Linked DNA regions of Mus musculus: regions 2 and 3 are each linked to region 1. Evidence: chromatin loops called from intact Hi-C (ENCODE). Cell type or tissue: heart. All regions are shown on one strand. Each heading gives the region's core, and the rest is flanking DNA. Links, peaks and the distances in the headings are about the cores only. Region 1 overlaps Trio (triple functional domain (PTPRF interacting)). Region 2 has its middle 45 kb from the start of Dnah5. Region 3 holds the start of Gm31458 (a long non-coding RNA gene).

Region 1 (11,068 bases), core at 3,042-8,041:
TCAGAAGTTGAGCGTCTGTCTGGTTGGGATTCTTTCATTTTCGCCTGGGGAGAGAATAAGTATTGGCAAGCGAGCGAGGCTGCACAGGAGGCAGATGTCACATCTGAAGGATTATGTCATGTCAGGGAGTGTGTGTCTTACGGGAAGGCATCAAGAAGCCACAGAGGGGCATCGTGGAAAACTTATGGAGAGCAGTAGAAGGAGGTGTGAGCTAGAAGCCGATTTCAAGGCGAGTGGTGGGGTCAGAAGGACTACTGACCACTGATTAGGAGGCTGCAGATACAGCAAGGCCACCTGCGGGAATTCCACGGTGGGGTGGAAGGCAAGGGGAGCCAGGCGAGGCTATTTAAATGAATGAAATGCTTGATGTGATAATGGATCAGGATTTCTCTTAACAATCAATCTTGGTTGGGCTGGTATCCATTCACATAGCTCAGGGATCGAGTTTTATCGCTCTGGGTCAATTCCCCGGGCTCTTCTGCAAAGCAGTCTGTGGATCAGGTTGGCTTTACTGAACCATGTGTGCATGTATGCATAAGTGAGAGGCACATATGTAATTAGGGTGGCGTCTGCTGTCAGGCTTTATAGCACACATGCACACAGAGAGACACAGAGAAAGAGACAGACAGACAGACAGAGGCACAGGGAGATGGGGGGGGGGGGGACAGGTTGCCCATGTGATTTATTTTGAATCACTTAGTCAGAGAAATGCAATTTCTCTGTTTGCTTCTTTGTTGGTCTGGGATCAGAAGATTAAGGGTGCCCTTGGCCATATTTCCTTTTTATTTTATGAAACTAGAAGAAGCTGGAACCCCTTTTATAATAATAACCACTATATAATAATAGCCGTTATACAATATAATGCCTTTGGACAACTGGCCTATTATATATTATGAATTAACTTCCAATGTACCATTAATGCATAGTTAAAACATCAACAAAGTCTACTGATTTCTTCGTTCGTTTAAGGCATTTGTAATACTCTTAACAAGCCTTTCATCCTTTGGCAGTTCAGCTTGTCCTGTATACTTTGTGGGTAAGAAATGAAAAGCCAGAGCTATATGTTGACGTTTCCTTGAGTCAGTAAAGCTTGTGCTCTTCTTAACTGTGTGCTGTTATAGGCTGTCACTAATAAGACAGGATGAGTTAGCCAATCAGGTGGTTATTACTAAACATTAGAATCCGCTTTGTCGTTATTTCCATGTGGTGGTTTGTGGACACATCTACATTCCCGGTGCATGTGATTCATCCTCGTGTCCAATCTGGGGTCATATAATTTTGTAAAAAATGACATAAGCATCAGTTGATTGTGCTTGCATTTTTTTATATCTTAGTAAGCATTCTGGTGAAAATGTAACCTTTGTTCTCTAACATTCTTCCATAATTAAATGCATTCACAGAAGATTCCGATCCATTAAAACACTTCCTTCCTGTGACACTGGCGTGAGCTTTACACGGCCACCCCACCCCCACCACACACACCTCGCTAGCACTGCCTCCCTGCAGTGGAGCAGCATCCTGCAGGCTCTGCGCTGGAGCGGCTTGCTCAGACAGGGTGACGTCACCCTCTCTGCCGGCAGTGCGAGGGCGGGGCCACCGCACAGATGTGGAGTTTTATCTCCTGCCCTTTGTGTTCCGGAGCTCTGCCAATTACCTAATGAGTAAAATTCGGTAATTACCACCAAGGCTCGTCAGTAAGAGCAGCTACCAGCTTACTATTTAACATTTTTGCTGTGGTTGCTTTAGAACGCTGCCTTAGTTATTAGTCTTACTTGTAGCATAACCTGTGCTTCCGTCAGCCATGCTTCAGTCTTTCCCACAGGCGATTTTTCGGTTTAATAAATGTAAGGTGGGGGTAGCTGACAGGCTCTGAGACCTACGAGGTGGCTGGGAAGCAGTCTGTGGGTGACTGACAGACAATTCAGAACAAGGCACACGGGCAACTTTATCAGGAGCTCTATCTGTGGAGGAATAATAGGGCTCTTAAATACCATGTTTTCCTAAAAGAAAAAAAAATTAAGTCAGCGAATGATTATGTGAAATTCAAAATGATTAAAATCTGCTAGAGGTCCTGAGTGGATTACCAAAAGAAGCTGTTTTAGTTTTAAACTTACTCTTTTTAACACACACACACACACACACACACACACACACACACACACACACATATATATGTATGTATATGTATATATGTATATATTGTATATGAGTACACTGTAACTGTCTTCAGACACACCAGAAGAGGGCATCGGATCCCATTACAGATGGTTGTTGTGGTTGCTGGGAATTGAACTCAGGACCTGGAAGAACAGTCAGTGCTCTTAACCACTGAGCCATCTTCCCAGCACCAAAAATCTTACCCTTACCTCAGATAATTAGCTTCATCTTAGGTCTTTGTGCACATGTACACGGAAAGTGCTATTGGGTCAACGAGCTGAGTGATGAGTGAGCGCTCACACAACCTGGAGATGTCCCGTGGTGCGGCTCCTCCTGGGAGCAACCAAGATGGAGGGCTGCTGCTCCTTTATTGTTGGTTGATGTTAAAAATGGAAGGCCACCGTGGTGGTCAGTGAGCTCTGTGGCTTGCTGGGAACGGTTCTGTTGGAGTGGCACCGCAGCCCTGACACAGAGTCTGATGACCAAAAGGGCACAGTTGATCTGACCACTGCGCTGTTGGGTTGTTGACATTCCAGCTCCCCCCACCCCCATTCACCCAAAAGATTTCCCATTGTCAGAGACAACTGTGGGATCTCTCCTCCTGGAGCAAAGAGGGTAATTTTCCCTCTTACAGCTGTAATCATGGTGTGACTGAAGGCTAAATACCCAGAGCTGATCTTTTACAGACTGAAATAGAAAGTCCTGGAGGACACTGGGCGAGCGGCGGCGGGGGTGGGGGTGGGGGACGACGGACAGGGACGCAGACTCTGGTAGTTTGTTCCTTTTCACCCGGTACTCAGAGGTTTGGATACTCGCACCTACTTCCGTCTAAAGCGAGTTCCCCGAGTGAGAGGAAGATGGAGGCTATCCATTTGCTGCATGGTTGGCAGCTTCTGAAACAGGAGACATTCGGTGGCGTGGTCTTAGTATTTATCCCAGGCTTACTGCTCCTGGCCAGATAGCATTGTAAACATGTAACACGATCCACTCTGTTGTTTAACATCAGGGTTGAGCTGTCTTAGATGAAACTATTAAGATATTTAATTTACGTATGCACATTTAGAGAAGGGGAAGGAGGGAAGGGGAGAGTGGACTTGAAGCCAGAACTTCCCAGAGCTCTCTTTACACAGTCATCCCTCTGCTAACCAAGGCCTAACTGCAAATGCCCTCTCATGAGCATCCTCAGCACACACATTGTAGGCCTGACCCAGAAAGTAGTGCTTGTCAATCACTCCTTCCCTGGGACCCATCGTGCCCCACAGTAGTGGTTCATGAAAGCCTACACCAGCTTCCTTACCTTTCTGCTCACATTATTGTAGGTTTTATGTAACTTAAACGTTCAGAAAATGGGCACAGCTAAATGCCCCTGATCTTGGTGGTTGCCTTCCTTGCCTGCTGCCCACCTTTTGCCCACCCTCTTCTAACCTCACCAACTTCTCTGTGCGGTCCTTGTCCATCCGCAGACCCTCTTGGTCATAGAAGTAAAAGTGTGGCTACTCCTTGGTCTCTGGGACAGAGATATGGTGAAGAATCTCAGAGGGATCTCTTCTAACTGAGTTTGTAGTGGGTGACCTCCTGTAATCCCAGCAAGAAGAAATGCCTCCAGGAGAAGACCATTGAACCCAGAACCTAAAGCCTTTTAATTCACGAGCCAAGGAAGTCTTAGGTATCTGGCCTTTCTGTACTGTAGTCCAGAACCCATGGAGTATAGCAAAAAGCTGTTTATTTTTAATTTCTAAGAAAAATTATTTTTAAACAGCTGCACACTCTGACTTCATAAGTATTCTCTAGGGCATAGACAAGAACCTGGGTGAACATTGGCTTGTTGGACGTGTCTGTTCGCGACCCTGAACAGTAGAAAAGGATTTCTCTTGTCAGACATCTTTAGGTTTGACCTATAGCTGCAGGTCACTCCATTCTCACTGGGATCCCCCAGCTTATGAGCCTTCTCATCATCTGCATTGGCTACAGGCTGTCACCAGCCTGACGCCACTGCCTTAGCTGTACCGCCATCTTTACCACGAGCGGTACTGAATTAAAGTGGTACTGAGTTACCTCGATGGATGGGGAGCTGCTGAGATTAGCTTGAATTTATTCAAGAGCTCTGGAGGCACTGGGGTGAAATTGTAGCCCTCTGGCTCGGGTATCTGCCATCTAGAAACCAGAACTGCTTCTCAGTCTGGTGGGTTGCCAGCACACAGCCATGGCGGTTCACACAGAAAAGTTGGTGCACTAGAAAGTGAAGTGGCCTGGTGACCTGAAGACCTGAGCTCTGGCTCAAGTCTGTTATTCCCTGGCTGGGTCATGCCAGAAGTCCTCTCAGGGCTTTGGTCCTTGCTGCCTGCCTCTGCCTCAGGAATGCTGGGATTAAAGGTGGCTATTGCCACCTGCCTGGCTCAGATGCTTGATTTTTTTTTTTTTTTTTTTTTTTTAGAAGGGCCACAGGGAACTTGTGTTTCATGTATGAGGCTTGGGAAAAGCTGGAAGCTTGGGCCACTGACTCTGATACTTAGTCTGAGGACTCTTTCTCCCAGATTTCTCCTCTCGGTTTCACATACCACAGTGCAGTCCTGAGCATGTAATCTAGTTTGGCCTTACACTGGGCTCTGTCCTCTCCACCAGCCAGAATAAAGTTAGAGCAGTGAATTCAACATCATGCGCTTCTCCAAGTGCACATCCCCGGATTTGATTGAATTCGGGTGCCTTGACCTAAGGGCCCTCCTGTGTTAGCTTCCTCGTTGCTGGGATTACAGTTGTGTGACAGCGTGCCCGCCTGGTGAGAGACTGTCTATCAGAATATGAGAACTGGGCCAGTGAGCACACTAGAACTCCACTTATTTAATACTCTTTACTTAGACCACATCTTTTACCAGTTGTGAACATGAAAAATAATGTTTCAGATCTTTTCCTTGTACTATTTGACAAAAATGGAAGGAAAAAAAAAAAAAAACCAGGCCTGGGGGAGCTGTCTTGTGTTTCTCTGAGAGTATGTTAGTGATGGCAGATGCAGCTCTGGTTGTAATGGGCATTCAGCCCTAGAATGGTGACCTCCCTTAGAGTATCCTAAGGCATGAGCACGAGGGAGAAAATCTTTCTCCCACGTTCCTAGGTGGGTGCTCTCCTGGTGGGCGGGCTGGGCATATTTAGGCCGCAGCTCACTCTACTTACGCATTGGCTTGTCCTAAGTTGTAGGCAGTATTCTGGCCTCTCGTAAAATTGAAAATTGTTCCCTGGCTTTCTAAGATTTTCTGTTCTTCAGTCCATGGCCTTGGCCACCTCGGAAATTGGAGTGGCAACAGGCTAGCTTAGTCATTGATGCTCTTCTTCGGGGTATAACCCAAAAAGCTTAGAAGGAGCGAGCCAGGAGGGAGCACTGGCCAGTGTGGGCTGTGCATAAGCCCCTCTGTGTGCCAGGCAAGTACTGCTATTAACCAGGCTGAGGAGACTAAGAGTAGGCATCGAGCTCCCTCTAGAGGCTTTGCTGGGCTACAACAAGCAGACTTTTCCAAAAAAAAAAAAAAAAAAAAAAAAAAAAAGCTGCCAATGCCAATGCTGCAGCCTTCTCTGGCAGTTACCTAAATTCCACAAGGTTAAAAGGAAGATTTGGCAAATGATTGGAACTGATTACATATTGTGTCTTCCGGGGACAAGCTACTATGGCTAGCATGGCTTAGAGTCTTCAGGGGCACTGTCTCTGGGCATGTGTAATGACCATTATTCAGCACTAAAATAGAAGAAAATGCTGGGGACAGTCTCGTGTGTTCACACAGGGACAGACAGGTTCCCTAATTGATTCATTGGCTATGATGACAGTTGACGTTTGGCACTGGGTAACATGGGCCTTACCTGTCAGTCAGGCAGCCTGGTGACGCTTTTCTCTCTGTCTTTCAGGGTTTCGGAAAAATGATGAAATGAAAGCTATGGATGTTTTGCCAATTCTGAAGGAAAAAGTCGCCTATCTTTCAGGTAAAGTCTGACTTTCTAACCTGCTCTACTTGACAGCGGAGTTTGATTATAAAGTCCCTCGCCTATGAAAGCATCGACATTTGATGGACCTTTAAAATCCTTTATTCGTGAAAAATTAATGCCCAAGGCATTTTTAAGGCAGCGTGAACATCCTAAGCCAGCTAGTGTTGCTGATCAAACTACATGTCTGTCACTCTGTAAACATTTGGCTGCGTTGCCGGAGCCGTTAAGTGGAACAGCTGCTTGTTAAACACCTCAGTGTCAGCAGTTGGGAGTGTGACCACAAATACACACTCAGGGGTTTTCAACCTCTATGCCTTGTCTCCCATGGCTCTTCATTCCCTCATCTTTGAGGAAAGGTTCCCGTCCTTCAGCAGGTCCTCTCCTTCTGTGCTGCCATTCCTGGGGTTCTTAGCAGCCACCTCTTCAGGTGTCTGTAAAGTCTTTGCAGTCTACTAACGGATGCTTCCTCTTAAGATGATACCTGCCTTTCATTGCTAGCCCTCCCTCCACAGAGTGGAGATTGACAGCCCAGCCCCCTGCCTGTGGGACATCTGGCCTCTCTCTGCTGCACAGCGAAGGCTGTGCTCAAACCTTTTAGCTTTCTCCCTGGGATGGATGTGAGTGAGACTGCCCTGACCCTGGGCAGTCCTGCAGGATGCTGCTGTTCCCTGGGTACCCACCCCTTGCGCTATCTATCTGAAATAAGCATGCTGTGCTGGCCCGAGGCAGGCTCCCGTGGCCTCTCAGGTTTAATTACAGCATGGTGGCCATGCTTCTGGGTGTCCTGAGGGCATGTGGTTCTGTGTGTATTTAAGATGAGGCGTCCATGGCGTCTTTGCTTGCCCTGTCTTTGCTCACTCGTTTATACTGTCTGTTGATTTTGGAGAAGTGAATCTAATTAGTAATGAATCTGCATGGCTAGAAAAGAGTATAAAATAGAAAAAGGGGCTTGAGTTGTTGGTAATACTTGGATGGATGGACAGACTGACTCACAGATTACAATCCACGGAGTTTTGAAAGTAATGTTTATTTACTCTTTTTCAACTCGTCCCTAACAGTTTGTGGAAGGGCTTGTGCCATGTGCCAGCTTTTGAACTACTGGTTTTGTACTTAAAATCAGAGTAACGGAAAGATTCTCCTTCCTAACCTAAGAGGACTCACTCGAAGTTCCGCACGTGACCTGGAATGCTGAGTCTGTGTCTGAGACGGACGCCCGCTGCCCCTCTGCTCCTGGGCACCCAGACCTCTGTTGTTCTGCTGCTCTTCCTGGAAGTGCCGGAGATGGGCATCAGACAGATGGACGGCCATGACTGCTGGGTTCTGTTTGCCTTCATCCCGTTATTAGGCAATTAATTCAGGGTTTATGATCATGGCATTTCTATTTAACTTACTGTAAAACCTAAACCTTCTTGCTTTCTAACTAATCAATCAAAAAGAAAGAATGCATTGATCTCATCAATCTTGAGTGAGAGTTTAGTTCTGCGGTGCTGGCTGGGGAGAGATGATCTCCAGTGAGCACAGGTGAGGACAGAGCAGTTTAGATGATCAAGGCCAGCAGGGCGATAACCAGCAGGCGACAGCTAGGAGTACTGCCACACTCTTAGTATTTCCCAGCTTCTGACCAGAAACAGCTCATGACAATTTAGGCTATTGTTATCTTGTATATGAAAGGGAGAGTGGGAAATTGTAAAAATAAATTGATTACGTATACTGTATTTTTAGGAAAAGTTCCAAAGAAAGATATTCCCAGAAATAATGTTTACTTCTAACTCTCTCTCTCTCTGTCTCTCTCTCTCTCTGTTTCTGTCTCTGTCGCTCTCTCCATTCCAGTACTTCTAAAAGTAGATTTTAGTGGAGCTCCGAATGTGCTGCCTATGCCATGGTGTGGTTCTAGAGCACTTTCATTCTTTCTCAAGGGATTCAACTTTCTCTCCTCTGTCCTGGAACTTACTCATCCACGTTGTTCTGTACTTCCCTTTGTAACGTATCAGGAAATATCATGGCACCTTTGCAAAACCTCTGCATATAGGGTAGGCCTTGGAACTCAGTAGTCAGGATAGTTCACTTCCCAAGTGCCAACCAAATAACAGCAAGAATCGAAGTCTCTTCATCACAGTGACTTGCGGAGTCTCAGGCCCGGCCCTGTGATGGTTGGTACCGATTTAAGGTTGGAGTAACTAAAAGATTTTATATCTGAATCTGAGAGGCACCATGAGGAAATTCCTTGGGTCCATCCGTAGAACACCAAGCCTCCGTCTGAGAAGGACGCCCGCTGCCCATCAGCTCCTGGGCACCCAGACCTCTGCTGTACTGCTCAACTCTTCCTGGAAGTGCAGGATGTGGGCACGTCCAGACAGACTGGGAGATTGAGGATAAACAGGGCTACATAGTGAAACCCTCTCCAAATAAAAGATTTCCCATAGGAATGGAGGAGCCTTTATTACTTAAACCTAGTGAGAGCTAGAAGGACTTTAATAGAGTGAGCCAAATTTGATGAGTGATTCTGAGATACTGAGATATGCTTATTTGGTTGACATCTCTAAAAGCCAGGTAGGATTTCTGGAACTTGAACATGACATTCTCAAAATACACATCTTTCTTAGGACAGCAGCATGTGACTTCTGTGCATGGTATGGTTTAAGTGACATCAAAGGACACATCTATATGATGTTTAGAGTCAGGAGGATGCTATGTTGAAAGACACCCGCCAAGGCCAGGTGTTAGCAGTGTGATGATTTGAAGAGTTAGTTAGGCCACGAGTGTTCCTCCCAGTGGATGCAGTGAAGACCACGGGGAAGGTGGCTTGCAGAGTTCCTTCCTGGTGGAGGATGTCGCCCTCACCAGGCAATTCAGTCCACCAGCACCCTGACTTTGGACTTCCCAGCATCAGAAGCATAAGAAAATAAATTTCTGATCTCTGTAAACTAACCAGTTCCTGGTGTTCTGTGATAGCAGCACAAATAGAGTAAGGCCAAGTCAGTGAAGAGGTCTCCCCCCTCCTCCCCCCTTCTCCCGCTCCCCCCTCCCTCCTCCCCCTTCTCCTTCTCCCCCTTCTCCTCCTCCTCCTCCTCCTCCTCCTCCTCCTCCTCCTCCTCCTCCTCCTCCTCCTCCTCTTCCTGCAGCTGCTGCTGCATCTGAGGACCATTGCTGTTTCACGTCTGTCACTCATGGGCATCTCTGCCTATTACAGTAATATGTTTGACTCTTTCGAGAGAGATGACACCTTGTAAACCACACTTCGTGAGAAGTACGCGGAAGAAGCATAGTTTGCACATAGTCAGGGCTCAGTAAGCACAATCCAAGGCATGGGAGTCTACAGAAGTCGAGTGGCACAGGCCTCTGCAATAGTGAGAGAGGGCATCAAGGAGGTCTGCGCAGTTCAGCGGCTGCACGGAACTCCTGTGGTTTGGGCCCAGACAGCTGCTAGTTCAGAGTACTTGTGTTTTTGTTATTACTGCTGTGTTGTTGTGGGGATTGGACCCAGGACACTTCCTGAAGTCCTCCACCACTGAGCCACATCTCCGGCTCTAAAGACATGCTCTTGAAAACCTTTCATCACGACATCTCAGCTTCAGCAGGCAAGAGAGCGGGAACCAGATCCCTGGGCTGTCTTCAGAGTCTATCCATCCGTATTCTGTCTTCTCTTCTACTCTTTTTTTGTTTGTTTGTTTTTTGTGTTTTTTGAGATAGGGTTTCTCTGTATAGCTCTGGCTGTCCTGGAACTCACTTTGTAGACCAGGCTGGCCTAGAACTCAGGCCTACCTGTGCCTCCCGAGTGCTGGGATTAAAGGTGTGCGCCACCACACCTGGCTTCTCTTCTACTCTTACTCTGGATAATTTTGATACTAGTTCCAGATGTCATATCATTTATTTATGAGTGTCTTGTATATGTCTCGTAATGTTTATATGTCTTAAAAACCTCAGCATTATCAGACCTAAACATTTATGTAAGTTATTAAGTGTTAAGTAATAATACTTTTCATTATGGAGGCTGACTCTTTCCCCTTATTTGAAAAGACTTTTAAAGACATTAGGAAATGAAAAATAGTAAACTGTTGTATGTCCTATCTTAGTGATAAGAGATTTTTCAAAAACTATAGCCATTAGTATTACTATAAAACTATTAAATATTTTCAGGATGAATTACTACTTATCAGTAGCCTTTCCTCCTTCTTTCATAAATATTGCTCCCGTATGACCAGGAACCTATGACTTACTCACGTTTCTGTGTCTTTGTCTTCCACTGTCTTTATAGGACAGCCCAAGCACTGGTATGAAAGAGTGTTCTTGTTTGTGTTCCACCTAAGGCCACACTCTGTAGTCCTTTGTATTCATTTCAACCCTTGAAGCTTCCCTCTGAGGCTGAGAGACAGCACTTGTCAGGCTCATTGTGAAGATGCCTTGAGAACGTGTGGAGTACAGCCCATGGAGCTTCATTGTAGCAGCCCACACTGTAGCAGGCAGTGCAGCCCACAGTGTAGCAGGCAGTGCAGCCCACAGTGTAGCAGGCTGTGCAGCCCACAGTGTAGCAGGCAGTGCAGCCCACAGTGTAGCAGGCAGTGCAGCCCACAGTGTAGCAGGCTGTGCAGCCCACACTGTAGCAGGCAGTGCAGCCCACAGTGTAGCAGGCAGTGCAGCCCACAGTGTAGCAGGCAGTGCAGCCCACAGTGTAGCAGGCAGTGCAGCCCACAGTGTAGCAGGCAGTGCAGCCCACAGTGTAGCAGGCAGTGCAGCCCACACTGTAGCAGGCAGTGCAGCCCACGGTGTAGCAGGCAGTGCAGCCCACAGAGTAGCAGGCATGCAGACACACAGTAGCAGGCAGTGCAGCCCACAGTGTAGCAGGCAGTGCAGCCCACAGTGTAGCAGGCAGTGCAGACCACAGTGTAGCAGGCAGTGCAGCCCACAGTGTAGCAGGCATGCAGCCACACTGTAGCAGGCGTGT
Region 2 (5,000 bases), core at 1-5,000, 240 kb before region 1:
CGGTCCTCGGGACTGTCCTCACCACTGTCAGCGTAGCACACAGAGGTCGCTGTCTGTTCTTTGGTGATCTCCAGTCTCTGGACAGTTCCTGAGTTGGCCCTCCTGGAGGAGACTCTCCAGTCAACAATGGTTTCCTTCTCAGAGGTAGGCCTTGCTTTGTGTTTCGAAATGAACAGTCAGTGGGCATCCCAGTCCAGAACGGGATGCTCAGAAATGACCCACTAAGCCCACAGATTTCCAAGAGGAAGATTTTTAATTTTGTTCCTATGTTCAAAAGTCCAGGACCACATCCTGTGGTAGATGCTATCCGAAGACTCAGCCCACGTTCCCCAGTCTCACTCTACTGGCCCCACCTGGAAGCCGCATCAAAAGAACTGATCCTTCATGTTTGATCTCAGGGCAGAAATGCTGGCCTGTGGGAATTTTATCATAATGCCCAGTCTGGGGTAGCTCTCACCTACAGCTTTCACTACTAAGCCAATGTAGAGTACTAACTCTGGGCAGATGTATCACATGGAGTTTAACAAATACCACACCAGTATCCCATCTCCTGAAGACGGTCTCACTGTAAGTCAGTCATAAACAGCAATCAGGCTCCATAACTGCTTGTTATTTGTTTAAAAGAAAAATGAAGTAAAATGCCATTCATTTCAGAGCAAGCATCTGAGGAGCACTAGAGTTATGATAGAAACTTGGGACAAGGGCTTATAAGAATGTGGGCAGGCTGCAGGCGTGAGTCAACGGGGAAAGGGCTGGCTGCACAAGCTAGGGATGTGAATTCAGACCTCAGTACCCATGGAAAGCTGAAGTGCAGAGGCTCACACCCATAAACCCAAACCCAGCAGCAGCAGGAAGAGGCAGCAAGAGCCTGGAGGCTCTCAGACCCGCTGGCCGACCTGAACCACCGCTCCTTGAGAAACCCAGTCACAAAATATAAGTTAGAGACTGATAGAAGAAAGACCTCCCTCCATGGCAGCCAATGCATGTGCATGCAAAGTAAATCTGCACACACACACATACACACACACACACAGCCAGTACACATACACACAAAGTAAACTTCCATAGAGAAAGAGGTGGGGGAGGGCAGGCTCTGGCCAATATACAAACATGCAAAGTAAATCTGCACACACACACTTGTGTGCATGCACACGCATGTATGTGCACACACACATACACACACACACACACAGCCAGTACACATACACACAAAGTAAACTTCCATAGAGAAAGAGGTGGGGGAGGGCAGGCTCTGGCCAATATACAAACATGCAAAGTAAATCTATGCGTGTGCACACACAGGGGGCTGGGAGGGAGAGAAGAAGAGACAGGGAGAGAGAGAAAGAGACAGAAAGACAGACTATGGCCAATACTCACATGCAAATTAAAACTACAGAAACACCACAAAGAGACAGTCTCTGGCTGTGCAAACATGCGCATGCAAAGTAATCCTACTTGCTGTACACACACACACACACACAGAGAGAGAGAGAGAGAGAGAGAGAGAGAGAGAGAGAGAGAGAGAGAAGGCAATCTATATGAAGGAAAAGAGGAAAGAGGCAAAGAAATGGAGGAAGGAGAGAGAAAGGGAAAGAGGAAAAATAAAATGACAAAAGCAAAATGGGAAGGAAAGGACAGAGTGAAGGAGGGAGAAGAGAGGGAGAGAGGGAGAGAAGGAAGGGGACAGAGGGTAGAGGAGAGAGGGCAGGGAAAGGAAGGGACTGAAAGGAGGGGAAGGGACAGAAAGAAGTGGGAGGAGTAGGAGGGAGCGAGGGAGGGCGGGGAAAATGGAGGGAGGGAGAGGAAAAAAAGAGAAAGGGAGACGACAGGAATGGGGAGATTACTAAGACACTGAAGGAGAGAAGGACTCTTCCGCAGAATGAGCCGTTGTACTTTAAACACAGTCGGCACTTCACAAGTGTTTGCTGAATTGAACCGAACTGCTCAAGTGTAGTTAATACTTCCAGCCTCACTTTCTAAGTATTTTCTCTAGAGAGAAGTGAAAGCAAAAGAAAAACACCCAGCCAGCCAGCTCCTCGGCCTTCCGAGCACAGGTGGGGCGGGGCTGGGGGGACGGGCTTGCCCTGGATGGAGCAGACAAAGGGAGCCACCCAGCTCTCCAGGCTGGTTCCCTGGAGATGAAGCAATCCGGGAGATAAAAATATCCTTGGCAGATGATTTACGCTCGAGTTCAGCCGCTGGCTTTCATTCCTAAATAAAGTAACCTAGAGCCGTTCCACTCTTTTTTTTTTTTTTAACCTGTTTGTTGAAGGCCACAAGACAAAGCCAAATGCAAACAGCATAGAGGTATAAATACACTCCCCGGTGGCCCCGAGCCAGGAAAGAGCTAAGCATGACAAAATGGGAAAATGTAACAGGTGAGCTTCCGCCTGGAGTCTTAAAGCAGCCAAGAAAGATGCGGTTCTTAGAAATAGCTATGTTTGCAGGATCTTCTCTCTGATTCTGAGACCAGCTTCATGAGTCCCATTACCCAGACATGAGGGAGACGGGAGTTCTGCCCTCCCTAGGGAAGGTTAAGTTCTATGAGGTCAGTTTTCAGCAACATGACACCGTATGCATTATATTTTTACTTCAGTGTCTATAACCACAGAAACACACCTTTTGCAGTATTGATGATAATTCTCCAGAGCTGCCAAAAATCTTGTCCCTGTCAACCTTGGCTTAGGGTCAATGCTAACACGGAGTAGCACTGAGGGAATGATGTTGTGTGGTGTTACCACAAAACAACTGAGTCCTGCTTCTGTTTCTCTCTCCGTTCTTCTCGCTGACCTGCAAACCTTTCCCACCAATGACTTACATAAACTAGAAGCTGCTTGCTTGGCTGGGGAGACAAAGAATTATAGAAAGTATTTACAAAGATATGATCCATCATGTAATTACCACAGGATACTCCCATAGGATGTAAATTTCTAGAAGGGATATTATGTTTCTTATTTGTTTTTGTTTTTTAAGACAAAGATTCCTGATGTAGCCCGAGCTGGCTGAAAACTTAAACCCCTTTTGCCTCCTTTCCTTTGTTTGTTTGTTTGTTTTTTGGGTTTTTTTGAGACAGGGTTTCTCTGTGTAGCCCTGGCTGTCCTGGAACTCACTTTGTAGACCAGGCTGGCCTCGAACTCAGAAATCCACCTGCCTCTGCTTCCCAAGTGCTGGGATTAAAGGCGTGCGCCACCACCGCCCGGCTTGCCTCCTTCCTAAACACCGAGATCACAGATATGTTTTCTTCAGTGTAGAAATATTATTGGTATATTCAATCAACCTAAAAACATTATCCTATGTACCTTTTCTAGATACAAAACTGTATATACATGAATTTATTACAGGGGGAAAAAAGGCAGGGTTTCTCTACATAGCCCTGGCTGTCCTAGAACTCACTATGTAAACCAAGAAGGCTTCAAACTCAAAGAGCTCCACCTGTCTCTGCCTCCTGATTTCAGGGATTAAAGGTATGAGCCACTTCAGCTGGCAATTAAAGGAAGTTTTTAAATAAAGAAAAAATAAAATCCTGTTTAAAGTTACTAGCTAGAAATGATAGCAGTACTTTGTTGTATGCTTTTACTTTTGCATTCTGTATGTACTCATAGAAATATATCCCTTTAAAAACCTATTTTTTCACCATTAATTTGTAAAGATACAGTTTAACTTTTTATTACATCTCTTTGTTTGTTTTTGTCTATTCCGTGAATGCATGTGCACACATGTCAAAGTGCATATGTGGAGGTCAGAGGAGAACTTTGAGAAATTGGTTCTCTTCTTCCACCATGTGAGTCCTGAAAACTTGAACTCAGGTCTTCAAGCATGGTGCTAAGTGCCTTCACCCCAGAGCCTTCTTAGCAGCCCATAAACATAGTTTTCAACAATGTTTTGGAAGCTGGAGGGCTTACAAACTTGATAGGTAAAAAGACACATATCAAGTTAGCTTTTTTGTTATGCTGTTGAACAAGAAACATTTGCGGTGCATGGAGGTTCTTGTCTGAAGGTTGAGACAGGACGAAAAAGAGTCTGAGGGTAACCTGGGTTACACAGTAAGACACACCTCCAAAGAACAAAACCAAAACCAGAAGCAACAAAACCCAAGGGTTGACAACGTAGCTCGGCTGGAAGAGTCCTAGAATGTGCAAGGGCCTTGATCAGATCCCAGCACCACCCAAACCTAAAACAGCACACCTGATCATTTTAACTCCTCTAGCTTCACAGATTCACACCAAGAGAAAATTAGAGGCAAAGGATGTAGCAGCGAAATTTTGAAGCAAGCAATTGTCAGTGCAGAAGAGTTCAGGATGAAGCTAACAGGAGTGTGTGCCACACATCCTTACAAGATAACACTTGGAAAGCATTTGTGGTCTCACAGCATGTAAATTTAAGTCGAGTCATTTGTGGTTTCCAGGGTTTGCCTCATTTGCCACTTCAGGGTCTCTATTTGCTTTGACAGATTTTGATGAAAATCAGAGGGTCACTGAAAAAATTATAATGAACCAAGCATTCACTTTTGCTGAAATAGACTTATTATAAATGCTAGGTATTTATGATATATAAATTATACAATAACAATATTAACATGCTTCCCATAATGAGATGCTCACAATACAAAACAGCAGCTTTTAAACAAGGTATTAAATATTTACAGAGAAATTCTGCGACATTTCTCGGGCAGAATCTAAAATGTTGAATGGGTAGAATCCTCTGGAGGCAGCAACTCACAAGAGTTTGGAGAGAGGTCAAAGGAAGGGTAGAAAATTCCAATTAAATGTAATAGTAAGGTTAAGACATCTATTCTGCAAGTTGATGACTTGAGTTTGTAACAATGCATTGTATTCAGGAAACCTGATAGGAACAGACTTTGTGTTCTCTTAACCAAGAAAAGATACTCATCTGAGAAAATGTGTCCTTCACTTAGCTTCATTTAGCCACTCCACAATAGCTACTATTACAATGCTTTCTGTTAGTCTGGGACCGTGACTCAGGGGTAAAGTACTTACCTT
Region 3 (11,068 bases), core at 2,868-7,867, 150 kb before region 1:
GGCCTTTTATACCAGAGGATTTCACCACAAGGAAGGCAGACCTTGTTAAAACTATCCAGCCAAGATGCAAAGAAATAAACAAGGAGATACCTGTAAGGCCAGAGGTCAAAAGAATCAACTTCCAACTTCCAAAATTCCTACAAGTATAATAACATGATGCACAAAGAAACACCAAAGCATGACATAAGGGCCCCATTTGGTTTAGTTTTTGATTGTACACTCATAAGTAAAAACTGCAGAAATCCTCTCAAAAGAAAGCAACTCCAGGAGCTGGAGAGATGGTTCAGTGGTTAGTACTAATTGCTCTTCCAGAGGTCCTGAGCTCAGTTCCCAGCACCACATGATGCCTCCATCATCTGTAATGGTATCTGATGCCTTCTTCTGGTATGTCTGAAGACAACTACAGTGTACTCATATACATTTAATAAATAAATCTTTTTTTTAAAAAAATCAACTTCAGCCAGGCAGTGGTGGTGCACATCTTGAATCTCAACAATTGGGAGGCAGAGGCAGGTGAATTTCTGTCAGTCCTAGGTCACCCTGGTCTACAGAGCTAGTTCTAGGACAGCCAGGGCTAAACAAAGAAACCCTGTGTTGAATCTGTTAATAAACAATTGAAAACAGACAAAAAGAAAAAGGAATCAACTCCACGTGTAAACGAACTGCAATTCTATCTCCTGCCCTTCCCTCAAGCTTTCTCCCAGCCTAATTGCTGGTTTCAATAAGCTTGGCCCAGGGAGTGGCACTATTAGGAGGGGTGATCTTTTTGGAATAGGTGTGGCCTTGTTGGAGGGAGTGTGTCATTGTGGGCATGGGCTCTAAGGTCCTCATCCAAGCTACCTGGAAGATAGTCTTCTTCTAGTTGCCTTAGGAACTAAAGGTGGTTGGTACTCTCAGCTCCTTCTGCACCATGCCTGCCTGGATGCACAGTACTTTAATCTTTTGGGAAATACCGGGTAAGTGTCTTAAGTAAGTTTTACTACTGTGCAAAGTAAAATAGCAATCAACGAACACCGAGCGAGCGGGAGTCTTCCCTAAGGAAGAACTCACCAATTGGTCAGTCCAAGCCAAACAATCAGCCTTGAAAACAGACATACGAGTAACATTAAACACACGCAGAAGGTTATATTTAGGAGCAAATATGGATGTGCACATATGTATGTAACAGCAGTTTATGGGGGGGGGAGGCGATGAATTAAAACAGGATAAGGGAGGGTTTAGAGAAAGGAAAGGGAAGGGAGAAATGATGTGCAAAGGAAAAAAACTGCCCCTCCCCCGCCCTCCAAAAAAATCGGTGGTGAAAATGGGATGAGCAGCACCTGTTCCCTGGGGACCCAGAACTTCCTCTTAGTTCGCGGCTTGCTGAAAACAAGCTGGGCTCTCCATGGTGTGACTTTATCTCCGTTCACTTTCATGGAAATTTTGACCTATTCAAAGACTGATGGTGCCCTGGGGTCCTAATTGTTTTAGAGGGAAGGACTCCAGTGGTTCCCTTTGGAAATGCTGAAACCGTTACTAGGGGGCTGTAACCTCAGAGGGAGTTTTTAAAAGCAGGGAATGGAAATGACCGCACTTCCCCTGCATAAACCACAACCAAAATCCCTGCGTGAGGTCCGTGGTGAATGTTTCACTTACTTTTCCAATCTGTGGTCTCAGGGCCGCTTGTCTGTACTGAACAGAATACCCAGAGTGACTCGTAGCTCTGACACCAACCCACAGGCTCCAATCTACCTTCCTCTCTCTCTCCCTCCCTCCCTCCCTCCCTCCCTCTCTCCCTCCCTCTGTCCTTCCTTCCTCTCGCTGTCTCTTTCTCTTTCCTTTTTTCTTTCCTTCTTCCTTCTTGCCTTCATTCCTTCCTTCTTTCTTTTCTTTGTTCAGCTTTTTTTTTCCAGTCAGGGTTTCTCTGTGTATCCCTGGCTGTCTGGTAGTCTCTGCAGTCCAAGCTACCATCGAACTCAGCTTGAACGCAAGAGAGACTCCTGCTTCTGCCTCCAGAGCTCTGGGTTTAAAGGGAGGCACCACCCCCAACCCACCTTTAAGCTGGATTTCATTTTTTAAAACATTTTTCCGTAGTTTATAAAGACCTTACCTTCTTTTGGATTCCTACGGAGAAAGGAAAGGTGATATCCCCCTGGGATATCTAATACCTAATCGGGATTTAATGAGTAACTTCAGGAAGACAAACTGTTATGCAAGTGGATAAAGAAGATAGTCTGTTGATACAATGAACTGCCCTTCTTTTTACACTTCACAGTCTCATTGAAGCTTCACTTGAGAACATAAGGTTTAGAAATCAGAGAAAACCTTGCTCTTGTTTCCAAGTGAACAGTATCAAAATAATGAAGCGGCAGCCACATTTCAAGAGACACGATAAAAGTTTAATTGGAAAAATTATTCATCCATCTTTTTATGTTTAGTTACTCAATAACCTTGATTTTTCTAGTTCTGGTCAGTTTTCATTTTTATTACTTAACTCCATTTTGGTCTTTTTGTGGCAGATTAAATTTATGAATGGAAGTGAATAGCTTTACTTATCTTTAGTTTTACATGTTTCAGTTTCTGTAGATTCTTATCATTCATCCATTCTGGAAAATTCCTCAATCACTATTTTTTTTTAAAGATTTTATTATTTATTTTATTTGTAGGAGTACACTGTAGCTGTCTTTAGACGCACTAGGAGAGGGCGTTGGATCTCATCACAGGTGGTTGTGAACCACCATGTGGTTGCTGGGAATTAAACTCAGAACCTTTGGAAGAGCAGTAAGTGTTCTTAACTACTGAGCCATTTTCTAATCCCAACTATTTTAGTTTTTAATTTAAAACCATATTTAATTTTACATATAGTGATACAGTTCACATATTATGTAACACAATAATAATGGTTTGATACAGTTTTAAGTGTTTCAATTTTTTTATTATTTGATATATGTTCTCTCCAAGAAATATGTGGGAATAATTTACCTAATCTACCGTGGTTTTTTTTTTTTGTTTTGCTTTTTGTTTTTCTGTTGGGTTTTGTCTTAGTTAGTGTTTTACTGCTGTGAACAGATACCATGACCAAGGCAACTCTTATAAAGGACAAAATTAAATTGGGACTGGATTACAGGTTCAGAGGTTCAGTCCATTATCATCAAGGCAAGAGCATGGCAATGTTCGGGCAATCAAGGTTTGAGGGAGTTGAAAGTTTCCCATCTTGTTCCAAAGGCACCTTAGAGAAGATTGGCTTCCAGGCAGCTTGGCCAAGGGTATTAAAGCCCAAACTCACAGTGACATACCTACTCCAACAAGGCCACACCTCCTAATGGTGCCACTCTCTGGGCAAGCATATTCATATTCAAGGTTTGTTTTTGTTTATTTTAAAACACAACTTCATTATGTAGCGCTAGGCAACTGAGAGCTCATTAAATAAACCAGGTTGGCCTTAAACGCATAGATGTCTGCCCACCTCTGCCTTCCACACACCAGGATTAAAGACAACCACAATTGGCCTTTTTGGTTTTTTGTTGTTGTTTTTAACAGAAAGATATTTTAGTGGATTCATTCCCATTGTTAAAGTAAACAATGTTTTAATCATTGACAAAATGTATAAATAGCCAATGGCAAGTTAAGTATTTCCCTGGCCATATTAGATTCATTTACTTTCTTATTTCTTAACTTTTATCCAAAATCTAAGCTAGGGGTGCTAGCACACAGCTATAGTCTAAACATTTAGGAGGCACATCCAGGCAAAGCTAGAGTTTGAAGTCCACCTGGGCTACAAAGCAAGAGCTATCTTGGGCAACGATAACAAAGTATTGAAAATAAATTCAGTTATGGTATAATTTACACCAATTTTTTCCCACAAATTTCAGTGGCTATGGATAAACTCTACAAAATATATTCATTCATGCATCCAATACCACCATTCAAGTTATACATTCCTGGCTTTGATCAACCACCACAGCTTAGCTGTCCTGAAATTCACTTTGTAGACCAGGTTGTCCTTGAACTCAGAACCTTTTTTTTTTTTTTTAAAGATTTACTTATTTATTATATGTAAGTACACTGTAACTGTCTTCAGACACACCAGAAGAGGGCATCAGATCTCGTTACAGATGGTTGTGAGCCACCATGTGGTTGCTGGGATTTGAACTCTGAACCTTTGGAAGAGCAATCGGGTACTCTTACCCACTGAGCCATCTCACCAGCCCCAGAACCTTTCTACTGTTTCTTTCCCAGTGCTAAGGTTAAAGACATGTCCCATCATACCCATCTATTTTCTCCTTTTATATTTCCAGTGTCTTTTGCTTAGAATCACATGTGGAATATTGATCCACATTATTACATGAAGCAATAGTTTGTTCCTCTGGTATCTAAATAGTATCCCATTGTATTAACACTTATATTAAAGTGCAACTTGTTTATCTACATTCATGCATGCATCTATTACATGCATGTGTGTGTGTGTGTGTGTGTGTGTGTGTGTGTGTGTGTGTGTGTACTCTAAGTTGTTACCTTGTAAGGCTGCATGTGTCCCACATATGACAAATACAAATATATTGGTAGCCTCTAACTAGCCTTTGTTGCTTCTGTCTCCAGTACGTCATCCCTGTCCAGTTTAAGCCTGCCTTTCTCTCACAATCTTCTGTTATACTTGGCATAGATCACTTTAGGGAACAATCTCTCTGGTTTTCCAGTTTTTACTTTATACAACACAGCATTTTCTCCTGAGGGGTATCCACCAGAGAAGATTCTTAGACGTGGATTTAAGCCAGTAGAAACTCTTTATTAGCCAGCCAGATGCTCTGTGAATGGCATATGCCATCAAAACCTGGCTCTCCCAACTGCTTAACGAGAATTAGAACTTTGGGCCAGTGAGTTTATCTCAGGAGATGAAGGTGCTTGTCACCAAACCTGATGACCTGAGCTGGATTTCTGGGACCCACACAGTGAAAGGAGAAAACAAACTCCCACAAGCTGTCCTCTGATCTCCACATGGAGCCCCCTACACACACATCTAAGTAATTTCCACCTTCCATGGCCACCACAGACCAACTACAAACCACAGTAGTACTTGGTGCCCAGTAGGGGGAGGTGTGTCCATAACTCCCACTAAAAGGGAGGCTTTTCTATAGCTGGGGAACTTTAAGGAAACCACATTTACAGACCTTCTTGCAAAAGTATACACATACACTGCCTGACAGTGGTGCCACACCTCTTTAATCCCAAGTCTCAGAGGCAGAGGCAGGCAGGTATTTGTAACAGAGCAGCCAAGGCTACACAAACAAACAAACAAACAAACAACAAACAAGCAAACAATCAAAAGAAATAAAGATTTCAACAAACTGGGCTACAACTGTGCCAGCCCAAAACTCAAAGACATTTAGTTTTAATTTGGAAGGACTTCAACTCAATTGCCTTCTCATTAAAAACAAGCAAAACTAAGCTAAACAAAAACAAAAAACACAAGTTGAGATTTTAATCTTGTTGATGACTTGCAAAAAAAAATGGAAATTGAAAAATCTTGCCTCTTGCAAGTAGAAGTTCCCTTAAAAGAAAAATAAAATTGCCGGGCGGTGGTGGCGCACGCCTTTAATCCCAGCACTTGGGAGGCAGAGGCAGGCAGATTTCTGAGTTCGAGGCTAGCCTGGTCTACAGAGTGAGTTCCAGGACAGCCAGGGCTACACAGAGAAACCCTGTCTCGAAAAAGCCAAAAAAAAATAATAATAAAATAAAATACTAAAAATAAAATTGATTTTGCCCCCTGACTTCTTTTCCCTGCTTAGATTTTAGAACTGTATTTTGTGCAGTTTACTGCCAAGTAGTTGTCTCTATAACTCTAGGCCTGACTCTGTCACCCCCACCTGACTTGAATGCTAATCATTGGTCCACATGATCACACCAGAAATGAGATCACCATCCGGAACAATATCCACTGTGTGACATCACTAGGAAGGAAAGGTGGGTCCCAGGGGGATTTCACAGACTCCAGTCTTCAAAGTCCTCATGAAGTGGGAAGGGACCTTGCACAGGTGGGAAAAAGATCTGGGGAGATGAAGTGAGAAGCCAGAACCGTTAGTGATGGATCAGAGCCCAGAATCCTGATGGTGGGACCTGTTTTGTGTATGAGGCTTTGTCTACAGCATTTTTGTTGCTAGGAATTGTGTACTAAGCAAATTGCTTTGGATTCTTATGGTTATCTCATTGGCAGTCTTTGTTTGTTTTAGAAGACAGCCTTTCTATGTAATCCAACTGGCTTTAAACTTACTGGGTACCCTAGGCTGGCCTCAAACTTATAATTCCAAGCTCACTAAATGAGTTTAAGAAGAACTGAGCAAACTTATCAAGGAAAGTGGGAAAAATCTATCCACAAAGGGTATTGTACCAGTTAGTGTAGATTCTGTTTATTCCCTTAGTGGTATGTGGACAGTTGGGGAAACAGCCAGGCAATTTTATTGTTTTAGACAATTATGCTTTCATTGAATTACCAACATATTCATACAGTTCACATTATATCACAAGCAGTATAAAAATGTCAGGAAATATATTTAAAATAGTCCTTCAGCAGGAACCAGGTATGATACACCTGTAATTCCAGCTGACACACAAAAGTAATGCATTCTACATTAGCCTGAGCTACATAGTGGGACTGTAAACCAAACGAGAAGGAAGATTACCATTACCACACTGGTGATAGAGATGGAGTACTTTGGCGGAACTGTTGCCTATCATGTGTGAGTTCCTGGGTTCCATGCCCTGCACTCCAAAAACAGCAAATAAATAACAAATACAATGGCAGTGCTTAATCACAATGACACTCAAAGCTTTTGTCTCTCCTAGTGGTGGGTCTGACAAACACTCATTACGCTTCAACACAACATTCATCAGAAGAGGAAGTCCAATTGAGATTGCTCGTTATACATCACTGGAGGGGGAAAAATCTGCCCGGCAAGTTAGCCCTGAGCTAACCTATTTATTTGTAGCTGTGCCAGATTTTATACAGTATCTTTAGAACTCCTCTCGGGAATAAGTTTCTATAAATTCAAATTAGATATTAACTAGGTGGCTGATTTAGTCAGGAACAAAACTCTTTTTTTTTTTTAATTAGGTATTTTCCTCGTTTACATTTCCAATGCTATCCCAAAAGTCCCCCATACCCTCCCCCACAATCCCCTACCCACCCACTTCCACTTTTTGGCCCTGGTGTTCCCCTGTACTGGGGCACATAAAGTTTGCAAGTCCAATGGGCCTCTCTTTGCAGTGATGGCAGACTAGGCCATCTTTTGATACATATGCAGCTAGAGACAAGAGCTCCGGGGTACTGGTTAGTTCATATTGTTGTTCCACCTATACGGTTGCAGATCCCTTTAGCTCCTTGGGTAATTTCTCTAGCTCCTCCATTGGGAGCCCTGTGATCCATCCAATAGCTGACAGTGAGCATCCACTTCTGTGTTTGCCAGGCCCCGGCATTGTCTCACAAGAGACAGCTATATCTGGGTCCTTTCAGCAAAATCTTGCTAGTGTATGCAATGGTGTCAGCGTTTGGAAGCTGATTATGGGATGGATCCCTGGATATGGCAGTCTCTAGATGGTCCATCATTTCTTCACAGCTCCAAATTTTGCCTCTGTAACTCCTTCCATGGGTGGGAACAAAACTCTTAAGTCCTGGGTTTGTCCAAAAAGACACATAAAGAAAGCACCGTCTGAGATCCCAGAGGTCAGGCATGAGGGAACTCAGCAGAAAGAGTGCAACTTCATCAAAACACAGCTGTTCCTTCCTGAACTGTCACTATTAAAAATTAATCTAAGAACTCAGGTTTAGAATGAGGTAGGAGAGTGGAGGGATCAGAAAGCAAGGAGCACCAGACAAAGACAGTTTAAATATTCATGGGTTTTTTTTTTTCATTTGAAATGAGGGGGAAAAAATGTTACTTTCAAGACTCAAAGTGCCATGATAATTAATACTTCAAACACTTTCTATTAAGTCGGATGGGCTTTGACTTCAAAGGAATGTGCAGGGCAAAGATCAGCCAACAGGGAGCTTCACCCCAGCCGGGAAGCGTGAGTGTCATCAGACTTCAGTCCAGTCCTGGAGGGTGGGATGTGGGGACTGTGAGCTGGTGGAGCACACTATTCCAACTGCAGGGTGGAGAACGAGATGCAAGCGTAACTTGGATAGGAGCCCCGGAAAGAGTTCCTGGAGAAGGCTCTTAGCTCTGGGGGTGGGGTTGGGGGGATCTTTTGCTATTCCACTGACATCTCCTTTTCTTCTGTCTGGGATGTAGATGGAAAGGAGCTTCCAGAGTCTCTTCAGATCAAAAGGTCCCTGCTACCCTGATGACTGTGTCGTCACGCCCAACTGAACTACCGCTGCCTAACTTGGAATTTGTTCCACATAACAGGTTCTTCCTTGGGTTTTTACAGTTAGTTCACTGGCACAGCGATCTCAGTGGCCACCAGAGGTTAACCCCACTGCTCTCTCGTTCTCAGTCATACTTCCACTCTCAAAACGTGCCCTCAGTGCTTAAGGATGCACGGCCAGCACTACATTCCTTGACACCTTAGGACAAGACCCTTAATATCTCTGTACGATAGAACTCCAAAAGGTGTAGTCCGTGTGTAGTGGACCTGTGGACAACCCTGGTTTAGGGGCTGAGAAGAAAGTCCTTGGCTCTTTCCTTGTTGTGTGAAGTGGTAATCATGCTACTGATTATAAGATAGAAAGACAGCTAGGGATCTTATTTCCGGTCAGAAAAACAAAAACAAAACCACAGTAATGTAAAAATAATGACTAGCACTTTTTATTAGAGATTCATTTATTTATTTTATGTATATTACACCATTGCTCTTTTCATACACACCAGAAGGCATCAGATCCCATTACAGATGGTTGTGAGCCACCATGTGGTTTCTGGAAATTGAACTCAGGACCTCTATAAGAACAGTTGGTGCTCTTAACCGCTGAGTCATCTCTCCAGCCCATGACTAAAATATTATTTGGCATGTGACTGGCATGAAGTAATTATTGAGTGACAGAAGGAAAGAATGTGGGCATTGATTTAAAAGATAATTACGGGACCCAAGAAGGGTGCTTATCATGATGGCTGAAAGTCTGCTTTTGGGACTGCCATGTGAAGTTGTTTACAAGAGAATGACCCCCCTTTGGCTCCTATGTTTGAATACTTGGTCCCCAGTTGGTGAAACTGTTCGGGAAGGACTAGGAGGTGTGGCCTTGTTGGAGGAGGTGTGTCATTGGGGGCGGGCTTTGAGGCTTCAAAGGCCCCTATCATTCCCAGCCAACTTACTCTGCCTTGTGGTTGTGTCTCAAGATGTAAGATCTCAGCTACTGCTCCAGTGCCATGCCTGCCTGCATGCCTACTGCCTTGTTCTCTACCATGATGGTCATTGACTGCAGCCTTCTAAAACTTTGAGCCCCAAATAAGCTCTTTCTTCTATAGATTGCTTGGGTCATGGTGTCTTATCAGCAATAGAAAAGAAATTAAGATACCCTGAGAGACTAATCCTAGCATAAGCATTCATTATAAGTCTGCATGGGGTATAGGATTAAAAACAAAAACAAAAACAAAAAACAAAGCTAACAAACTACTAATATTCAGCCATCCATACAAATTCTGATGGTGTCATGGCATTGGAGGAAAATGACACAAAGAAAATTGGTTTTCCCTCTTGGGGGTCTTAGTCTCATTAGCAAAAGAGTTTGGGAACAGACTGAAAGAGGAAACCGAGGACAAGGCTTTTGGAATTTAAGTGAAAACCCCAGGGCAGGCAAGCTACACATCTCAGCAACAGCCCAGACAAGAAGAATGGGGCAAAGAACGGAAAAGGTTGTACTGTTGAGGTGAGAGGCAACATGCAGGTCAGTCACTACGTGGACAAACACCCACATGGCAGGGAGAGGAGATTTAAACAAAGAGTGAGGGTCTGGAGAGAGAATTCAGGGCTTAAAAGCACCGATTGTTCTTGCAGGGGATCCAGGATTAATTCTTAGCACCCATATAGCAGCTAACAACCATCTGTAACTCCAGTTGTAGGGGACCCAATGCCCTCCTCTTCTGGTCTCCACAGGCAGCAGGGTATGCATATATTGCCCATGAATACAGGCAGGCAAAACACCCATACGCATAAAATAAAACATTTAATTTTTTTTTTTAAAGAAAAGAAAGGGTAAGGAAACCCAGACTAACAGAAAAAAGCACACCTTGGTTCTTCTGTCCAGGACCCAAAAGAAAAAGATAGAAAGAAAGAACAAAACCTTGCTGAATCAGGACTCAAATTGCACTCTACTGTAATGGTGAAGTGCCTTCCCTCAAACATGGAGGTCAGTCTTCATAACCGCTCTGTAAAGATTCCTTCCCATCCACCTTGTGAACAAGAAAACTTCAGGCTCTCATGACAGCTAGAATCCAGATTTAAGTTCGCACCCATCCTTGCACCGTAGACTTTTGCCCTGGAGTGCCCCAGTACTGGTCACTCCTATTGCATGGCTTATTTTTATCCTCCATGACAGCTCTCTCCTCTTTCACATGTACTTTTAGTGTTCATCATGAAAGAGGAATACACACACACACACACACACACACACACACACACACACTACCCTACATAACTGTTGTTAATCCTCCTTCTGTGGCTAGACTAGGCTCACTGTATTCGTGTTCAGACTATCTCAACAGGCTGCAGCCTGAATTCATGTCAGCAAGAACTTCAGTCATGTACAGGTTTCCCTTTACTGGTGTTATGTAAACTTTTCCTGAAGAAATGAGCAAGCTCTTCGCCTCAAGTAGGGCAACTAGGAGAGACCAAAGAAGAAATTATTCCTGTCTGGCTTGGTGAACTAATGAGCTTAACTGGAAACTGGAGTTTCTTGCAGGAGTGTGGGAAATTTACCATTGGCTACATGTCTCTTCTCTCTCTCTCTCTCTCTCTCTCTCCCTCTCTCTCTCTCTCTCTCTCTCTCTCTCCCTCCCTCCCTCCCTCTCTCTCTCTCTCTCTCACACACACACACACACACACAGTTAACTGCCTATAAATACTCATGGAGGGACATATCGGACATGTACACAGCTCC

The links. A loop is a pair of places that touch in the nucleus more often than their neighbours do. Peaks named below come from ENCODE experiments on the same cell type or tissue, not always from the same donor. Only the 100,000 strongest peaks of a DNase experiment are listed, where the experiment ranks them.
Region 2: it touches region 1 in a loop (5-fold over the local background); 9 of 42 quality-filtered maps call a loop at or near these places.
Region 3: a loop joins it to region 1, with 4 times the contacts of the local background. A loop is called at or near these places in 14 of 42 quality-filtered maps.

What each region holds. Positions count from the first base shown.
Region 1 is chr15:27,914,272-27,925,339 of GRCm38, reverse strand. Trio (triple functional domain (PTPRF interacting)) reads left to right here. Exons shown (of 57, transcript NM_001081302.1): 2 at 6,049-6,123. Among named protein-coding and RNA genes, the nearest start is that of Gm29975, 75 kb to the left of the region's middle. In heart, for the core only: a CTCF peak has its summit at 5,617 (motif pointing left); a DNase peak (open chromatin) is centred at 5,519; H3K4me3 peaks cover 23 bases; H3K27ac peaks cover 42 bases.
Region 2 is chr15:28,156,162-28,161,161 of GRCm38, reverse strand. It overlaps a transcript of Dnah5 not described here. Among named protein-coding and RNA genes, the nearest start is that of Dnah5, 45 kb to the left of the region's middle. In heart, for the core only: no CTCF peak of the experiment used is centred there; a DNase peak (open chromatin) is centred at 2,091; H3K4me3 peaks cover 1,353 bases; H3K27ac peaks cover 1,768 bases.
Region 3 is chr15:28,061,569-28,072,636 of GRCm38, reverse strand. Gm31458 (a long non-coding RNA gene) reads left to right here and starts at 5,976. Exons shown (of 3, transcript XR_001781717.1): 1 at 5,976-6,011; 2 at 8,265-8,381. In heart, for the core only: a CTCF peak has its summit at 5,057 (motif pointing right); a DNase peak (open chromatin) is centred at 5,956.